Regions from separate parts of the Homo sapiens genome. Here region 2 is linked to region 1. A link is a contact called in ENCODE Hi-C or POLR2A ChIA-PET data. All regions are on one chromosome and are shown on one strand. The core of a region is the stretch at or near the end of the contact, and the rest is flanking DNA. Distances in the headings are between cores, read along the strand shown.

What was found. Hi-C counts contacts between places; a loop is a spot of excess contacts on that map. ChIA-PET counts read pairs that join two places held with the same protein, here RNA polymerase II (POLR2A).
Region 2: a map of endothelial cell of umbilical vein shows a loop between it and region 1 (7-fold over the local background). The contact joins the promoter of LDAH here to the promoter of KCNS3 in region 1. A Hi-C loop is called at or near these places in 1 of 168 maps with a recorded cell type or tissue (endothelial cell of umbilical vein). POLR2A ChIA-PET finds 5 or more read pairs at or near these places in 1 of 52 experiments (activated B cell).

What each region holds. Positions count from the first base shown.
Region 1 is chr2:17,876,534-17,880,729 of GRCh38, reverse strand. It overlaps KCNS3 (potassium voltage-gated channel modifier subfamily S member 3), which reads right to left and starts at 2,063. Exons shown (of 3, transcript NM_002252.5): 1 at 1,924-2,063. It overlaps LOC124907737 (a long non-coding RNA gene), which reads left to right and starts at 4,168. Exons shown (of 2, transcript XR_007086226.1): 1 at 4,168-4,196. RefSeq lists silencers at 1,943-1,992, 2,083-2,282, 2,293-2,452.
Region 2 is chr2:20,821,004-20,825,199 of GRCh38, reverse strand. It overlaps LDAH (lipid droplet associated hydrolase), which reads left to right and starts at 2,099. Exons shown (of 7, transcript NM_021925.4): 1 at 2,099-2,163. RefSeq lists enhancers at 1,916-2,305, 2,526-2,595, 2,398-3,223.

The sequences.
Region 1 (4,196 bases), core at 814-3,313:
TTTTAATATTATAATATTTCAGAACAGAACAAAGACTGCTTCTGACCTCCCAATTTGCCCTCATACACTTGACCAGCAAAACCTTAGCGTAGCTGCATTCATCAATGGCTCTATTCAGGCAATTATGGGTCAGACAAAAGATTCAATTAATACTGATCCCGCAAGTCTCCTTAGTATATTCACAACATGCTTTGGATTCAGAGTTCTATGGCACCTTCATATGACCTTCTCCGGATCCCAATATTGACAATTCCTAGTTCAGAAACGACAAACATAATATTAGAACAAGAGAAGAAGGGAAGCTGGTGAGAAAGAAAGAACAGACTAGACTGGGTGCAGAAATTATATCATCCATTTGCTGTCTGTCCCCGAGTGCATCCTGGGGCCTGGCCCATGGCGGGCTGGTTGGAAATGCATACTGAACGAGTCAATCTCCTCAAGAAGGTCACCACCCAGGTAAGAAGTGGAGCCTGCACATTACACCAAGTTCAGCTAGAGAATCAAAGCCACCTCTTCGGCTCCAGATATGCAGGGAAGACAAAGCACGAGGGCATATGCCTTCAGCTAAGAGATAGGTGCGTGCTTCCTGTTTACCTGGGCAGGTATTTGCAAATAGTCTAAGAAGGGGGGCAACTAGGAGTGACTTACACAGTTCCAAGTGAATGGTTACGCAAATCGCTTGAGTAAATACAGGGAAAGAAACAGGAAAGGCTTCTGAACTGTTTGTACTCATCTGCTCCAGTATTTTCAGAGGGTAGGGTGAAAGACAAAAAACCCGAACGAAGGCTCCGGGCCAACCACAAAGCTACTCTCCGGCAGGAACGTAAGGAACACCTACCGCCCCTCCCCCCACTTCACGCCTTGGCACCAAACCAGGGCCCCTGGGTCATTTTGGCAGGTGGAGGTAGCTCTTTGCTGTCCTCTGCCCCTGCTGCGGGCCACCCGAGTGAAGCTTTCGGCTCGGTCTCCCCAGACAAAACCGGGGGGAGACATCAAGAATGCAAAAGGTGCTCCTTTCTCCAAATGAACGAGAAGGGACAGAGCGGGGTTGGGGGTGCAGGACAAGCCCTGCAATGCGAAAGGCGCCCAGCCAGGCTCGCCGCGGCCCCTGCCGGCAAGACTGGCTCGCTTGCTAGCCAAGGTGCCTCAGGAGGTCGGGCAGCCACCCAGAAAGGCGCGAAAAAAAAAAGAGGAGTTCCTGACCCCGGGGTGACCCTTCCCCACCACTGCCACTGATCCAAACGCAGAGTCCGCAAGTGACTCCACACCTGCGCTGCAAGCCTCACGCCGTCCCCACCCAGGGCGCAGCGCTGCACGAGAGCAAGGGCCCTGGGTTCGCTCTTCCCTGCAACTGTCGCGGGGCGCCTAGCACAGCTGCAGGGCAAAGGGGAGGGGAGGAATGACAAAGAAGGCGGAGCAGACGGCCCGGGAAGCATTTACAAGCGCCAGGAAAGCGCCTCCTCTCGAGGAAGGGAAGGAACGGCTTCCCGGCCAAGGAAACGCCCCGGGGATGCCCCTACGCGAGGTGCCGCCTTTCTTCGGCTCATCGATTCTCCCGCCTCCAGGTGGTCCTCCCCCTGACCATAGCCCACCCCACTCCCCGAAAGCTGATCCTAAATACCTTCCCCGAGGCTTTCAAATCAACCCAGCCACCGCTTCAACAGCCCGCAGTTCACGCAACAGGCGGAGCCTTAGGGCTCCAGCGACGGCGGGCTCTGGGGACCAGAGGATGCGGGCGCCGCGGGCCAGACGCCCAGAAGGACGGAAAGTGCTCTGCGGCCGTAGACCCTCGGGGTCGTGCACCCGCGACCTGGACCACAGGAGACTGGGGCAGCAAAAGGTGGGGGAAGGCGCGGTAAAGTTGCAGGGTCGCCCGGAGAAGTCTCCGGAGCGCGCAGGGAGGTGGGGACGCCAGCCAGGTACCTGCAGGAGTCCGGACGCATCCAGCTAGCTCCGCTCTGCGACGCCGCCTGCCCGCGCTGCAGGGATCAGGCCTCGCGGCGCGGCCCCGCGCCTGCCGCCGCGGCGGCGAGGAGAGCGGGGTGGCCCGCGTCGGCCGGTCTGTCCGTCGGTCCCGCCCCGCTAGAGCGAGGCTCCCGGGAGCTGCGGGCGGGGCGGGGCCGGACGGGACGGGGCGGGGCCCGCCGCTCGGCCGCCGCCCCATTGGTCGCAGCTCCGCCAGCCCCTCGCTTCGGGCCCGCAGCCGGGCGCCCCGGGCCGAGGGCGCGGGCGGCTGAGGACTGCGGGGCTCCGACCGCCAGACAGGCGGACAGACCCATAGACCTAGATGCTGCCCTGCCGGCCGCGCGCCCCCGCCCAGGCCCAAGTGCAGAGTCACCCCGGAGCGGCAGGCGCTGTCCGGGTGGGACCAGGAGCGCGCCCCGCGCCTCCCACCTGCGCGCCCTCCTGGGCCGGAAGCGCCGTGGCCCTGCGGGAAAAAGATGACCTCCCCCGCGGCCCCGGCGGCTGGGGCAACCGCCTTTCTAAAGTCGCGGCCCAAGCGACACTTTGCTAATTTGCCTGGATTTCCTCAGGAAATCGCGAGGCCCAAACTTGTTTTAAAACAAAGTGCGAAGGAGAGTACATATAGCTCCAGTTCCTGCCAATGTTTGCCATCGGTCCCGCTGCCTGAAGACTCAGGCACAGTGCAGAACAAGATGCTTTGTCTTATTCCTCCACTCACCGAGTCAGAAGAGGTGCTTGGACATTTGCACCAAGCAGATGCGCCTCATATGTAGAAGAGGAACCAGTCGGGTCCCCTTTCGGAAGGACGAATGGAAGAGGAAGTCAGGGGACGATGCCTTCAGCCGACGTTGAGGAACAAACCAGGACCTCGGCGAGGACAGCGTGTGGTCCAGAAGGCATCGCTGGCCTCGCTGCACTGAGCGAGAGCGCTCAGTTAACAGCCAGGAGGAGAAATGGGACGCTTCGGGACCCACCCCCGCGCTCCCCCTCCCGCCCCCAAACTGCAGATTTTTAAGTTGTGCAGACGTGGAACAATTCCTCGGAGCCAGCTGCTCCAAGCTAAGGCGCCCAGTGTTCCCTGGGTTCCTACCCGCAGCATACGCCCTGCCAGCTGCCCCCAAGCCAGCACCCGCTGACCACTCACCTCAGGCAAGCACCTAGGAAGACGATGCAGATTCAAGCTCCAGACCTTGAGCCAAGCGCTGGGGAGGGAATGGGGGCAAAGAGATGGTGGAAAACACTTTCCTGAACTTACTGAATACCCTATGTTATGTGTGGGTTTTCTAATTGTTCTTTGCTTAATGAAAAACCCACGTTGGAAATCAGAAAAAGGCAGTAATCCTCACCGTATCTTGTGGGCTTCAAAGAGGAGGTTTTCCCCTTAAAGGGAGTTTTGGTCCAGAGGAGAGGCTAACAGCAGGCAGGAAGGGCAGAGGAAAAGATAAAGCCTAGGGTGGTCTTCCCCCTGAGGCCTGGAGCCCACCAAGCTCCAACAGTTTCATTTGGCTTCTGGGAAGCAAAGTACAGATGCATGTGTCTGCAGAGCACTGTTCTGAGCCATTTGTCCCTAATTCCATGGTTCTTTGGTTCCTCCAATCTTGTCTCCTCTCCTGTGGAAGAGGATCCAAAGCATTGGTCCACACTGCTATTTACAAGTGGCTGAAGAAGGTAACTTTCTTACATAGTTCATCTTTAGCATAAGCTCTAAGATTGTTCTAAAAATATATTTACATTTTATCAACACCTTAGAAGAATGCTTCCAGATCTCTCCCAGCAGTTACCTATTTAATCATTTTAAAATCACTAAGTTTATCCAAAAAGTCCAGCATGGTTTACTTGAGAAGGAAATATGTTCAGAATCTCTAAGCACTGCAGAAGGCACCTGCAGTGCAGAAGAGTTGGCAGTGAGGTCTTTCTCCTGGGGTCTGGGCGGAACATGTGAGCAGTCGGGAAGGCACACACAGTGGGAGCCAGTAAGGGCCCCTGTGCATCTGCAGGAGCTGAGGACAGAAGGGGTGGGCCTCCACGGTGGGCATGTAGGAGTGGGCACAGAGAAGGGCCACAGATCTGAGACAGAGACAGACAGGACTTCTTACCCTGCTGAGCCCTGCAGGGAGCCACTTCGTCTTTCAGCCCTGATTTTGTCATCTGTAAGGAAATTTCCTCTCTCCCAGGGTAATCATGTGAAGCCAATGAAATAATAAAAAGGACCACATCGGATGACCCCTGAG
Region 2 (4,196 bases), core at 850-3,349, 2.9 Mb before region 1:
GTGAGCCGGTGGTGTTAAATAGCAACTTTTACTGAAGTAGTAGTGTCCAGAAGCAGCAGAGATACTGCTCCTTGCAGAGCAGGGCTACCCCATAGGCAGTGTGTCCAGAGTAGCATCTGAAAGGCAGTTCTTCTGTCATATTTATAATCATTTTTAATTACAGGCAAATTAAGGGGTGAATTATGCAGAAATTTCTAGGAAAAGGGTGGTAACCTCTGGGTTGTCAGGTTGTTGCCATGGAAAGGGGCATTAATATGGAAAGCTGCTTCCTCCCTGCCCCTGTTTTAGCTAGTCCTCAATTTGGTCTGGTGTCCAATTCCTGCATCCTACCTCACTGCATTTTTAGGTTAAGCCAATATATAACCTCCATATATTGATTTATGACTTTGCCTATAACCTCTGACACCCCTGCATTTAAAAACCCTTACCTATAAACAATTAGGGAGTTCAAGACTTAAGCACTAACTGACCAGTTCTCCTTGCTTGGGACCCTACAATAAATGCCTCACTTTCTTTCACTATAATCCTGATGTCAGTGTTTGGTCTTGCTGCACAGGCAATTGGACTCCAGTTTGGTTTGATAACAGCTCTTGAGAGATTGGAAAAGAGAGAGTCCCTGAGAGAGTGGGTTGTTTTCCACCTCCTGTTTGGTCTGTTTTCACATGTATCAGCTTCCCCTTTGACCTTCTACCATGTTGTGACACTGCACAAAAAACTCTAACCAGAACTGAGCAGATGCTCACACTATGCCCCTTGAGCTTTCCAATGTGCAGAACCATGAGCTAAGTAAACCTCTTTTTTAAATCCAAGCATACTTTGAAGATATTGGGGGTTCAGTTCCATACTACCACAATAAAGCAAACATCACAATAAGGCAGTTCACAGAATTTTTTTGGTTTCCCAGTGCATATAAAATTTATATTTACACTGTACTGTAGATTATTGTGTACAACAGTATTATGTCTAAAAAAAGTACATACTAAGAAAAGAAAAATAGCCCAGAGCTGTCTGAGCTATGTGAGGTATGCAAAATTTATTAGACCCGGACAGAAGTGAATACTGGCTTCCGCCACGCCTTCCCATGCCTTAGGGCAATTGTTAAAGGCATTTTGTTCTTTATTAGCTGCCTCACCCATTATCTTTATGTTCCTGGAATTTGTGATACAAGGAAGAAAGCATAGCCAGTCAATAGCTTAAGTTTTTTAAATATAAATTCTTGGTAAACAAGTTAAGCTCTGCCTCCTCTCCTTTCCTTAAAAACCGGCTCACGCCTGTAATCCCAGCACTTTGGGAGGCCGAGGCGGGTGGATCATGAGGTCAGGAGATCGAGACCATCCTGGCTAACAAGGTGAAACCCCGTCTCTACTAAAAATACAAAAAATTAGCCGGGCGCGGTGGCGGGCGCCTGTAGTCCCAGCTACTCGGGAGGCTGAGGCAGGAGAATGGCGTGAACCCGGGAAGCGGAGCTTTCAGTGAGCCGAGATTGCGCCACTGCGGTCCGCAGTCCGGCCTGGGCGACAGAGCAAGACTCCGTCTCAAAAAAAAAAAAAAAAAAAAAAAAAAACCTACTCCGACTGCTGCTAATTGGAGTGTATATTCAAGGCAACTTGAATCTAAGCTCCTGAGTGGCCATTCTCAAGCACTGAGCCCAAATAAACTCTATACTTAATATTATTCTCTGAATTTTCTTAAAGTTGGCAACACCTTAATTAAAAAAATACTTTATTGATCATGCTTATGAACATGATCAAATGAGAATCAACTTTCCTGTGTATGTGGGGAAGATATGCAACTAGTAACGCAGAAAGAGGGAAATGGGAAGAGGGAGAAAAGAGGGGCAGACATGGAACAAATGAGAGAGAAGGAAAGGGAAGCCAGAAGCCAGAAGCACATCAAGGATGACAGAAAATAAAAGGCGGATAAAATTCAAATGAAAAAGAAAGGAAAACCCCGACACCCTCCAAGAGGTCTCTCTGATCTGGACCACCGGCTCCAAGCCAGTAAGAAATCTCCCAGCCAGCTGTGCGCCGCGCGCCAGGCTGACATCGGCTTCCCGGATCAGCTCCGGCGCGGTACTGTGACGTCACCTGAGGGGGGCACTTCCGGTCTCGTGCCGCCTTCCCAGGACCCTCAGGGAGAGCGGGCAGCCTTCCAGGTGGACAGGTGAGGTACAGCTTGCCGAGCTCAGGGTGACTGCCCAAAGGAAGGACGGGTGGGCAGGCACGCGGGATCTGGCGCCCCTTCTTCTCTATGGTTCCTCGCAGAGCCCCTGTTGCCCTGGGCCAGATGGCCCGTAGCAGCAAAAATAATACTGTTCCGACAGCTCGCGAGTTCGGAGCCACTTGGCCTGGGAGTCCCTTGAGTTGCAGGCCGGGCAGTCGCTCACCCGAGCGCGGTAATGCAGCATTTGAACCCCTAAGTGTAGCCCACCTGTAGGGAGTCTTATGGTGCCCCCGCGGAGGAGTAGAGGCCAAAAAGTTGGGCAGCTGGCCGGGAAGAACTCGCTAGGAGGGGTCAAACTCTGGGCCGGGAGTGTTCTTTGCCCCCGGCGTTTAGTGCTCACGCCGCCTTTTATTCACGCTGAAGACCTTAACCGTAAACCCTCATCCTTGGGTCTTAGTTTGGTTTTGTTCCCCACGCAAGACAGAATGCAGATTGGAACACTTTATTCCTTGGTTAATTCGTATCTTCCCTCGCAAGTAGTTACCGGACACCTGCTTTGTGTCCTGTGTACCAAACACAAGAGTTGATAGTCCTGGCCGGGCGCCGTGGCTCACGCCTGTAATCCCAGCACTTTGGGACCCCGAGGCGGGCGGATCAGGAGGTCAGGAGATCGAGACCATCCTGGCTAACACGGTGAAACCCCATCTTTACTAAAAATACAAAAATAAATACATAAATAAATAAATTAGCCGGGCGTGGTGGCGGGCGCCTGTAGTCCCAGCTACTCGGGAGACTGAAGCAGGAGAATGGCGTGAACCCGGGAGGTGGAGCTTGCAGTGAGCCGAGATGGCGCCACTGCACTCTAGCCTGGGCGACAAAGTGAGACTCAGTCTCAAAAAAAAAAAAAGAGTTGATAGTCCTTGAGTTGAAAGAACAAATCTGTATGGAGAAAGAGATACAACCAAAAGAAACCCAGAAGATTTAGAAGCATCTCCAGAATGTTTATTCTCAAAAGCTGTTTTTTAATTAAACTTCTTTCTGAAACTATACGTAGGAGTGTCTCTTGTGTGTTTCCCCATTTTTCCACCTGAAGGTTAAAGACTTAGAAACCTGCTAAGGCCCCTCTTTCCAGCATGTAGCATTCTAGGGGGATAATCAGGGCAACACAGTGGGTGCCCATCTAAAATTTTATATTTTAATATTTTGCTTTTTGATAACTTAATGCCTTCAGACTGGAGGATTTTTTCTTTCTTTTTTTTAATTTTTTTAAAATTATACTTTAAGTTCTAGGGTACATATGCACAACGTGCAGGTTTGTTACATATGTATACATGTGCCATGTTGGTGTGCTGCACCCATTAACTTGTCATTTACATTAGGTATATCTCCTAATGCTATCCCTCCCCACTCACCCCACCCCACAACAGGCCCCGGTGTGTGATCTCCCCCTTCCTGTGTCCAAGTGTTCTCATTGTTCAATTCCCACCTATGAGTGAGAACATGTGGTGTTTGGTTTTTTGTCCTTGCGATAGTTTGCTGAGAATGATGGTTTCCAGCTTCATCCATGTCCCTACAAAGGACATGAACTCATTCTTTTTTATGGCTGCATAGTATCCCATGGTGTATATGTGCCACATTTTCTTAATCCAGTCTATCATTGTTGGACGTTTGGGTTGGTTCCAAGTCTTTGCTATTGTAAGTAGTGCTGCAATAAACATACATGTGCATGTGTCTTTATAGCAGCATGATTTATATTCCTTTGGGTATATACCCAGTAATGGGATGGCTGGGTCAAATGGTATTTCTAGTTCTAGATCCCTGAGGAATCGCCACACTGACTTCCACAATGGTTGAGCTAGTTTACAGTCCCACCAACAGTGTAAAAGTGTTCCTGTTTCTCCACATCTTCTCCAGCACCTGTTGTTTCCTGACTTTTTAATGATCACCATTCTAACTGCTGTGAGAAGATGTCTCATTGTAGTTTTGATTTGCATTTCTCTGATGGCCAGTGATGATGAGCATTTTTTCATGTG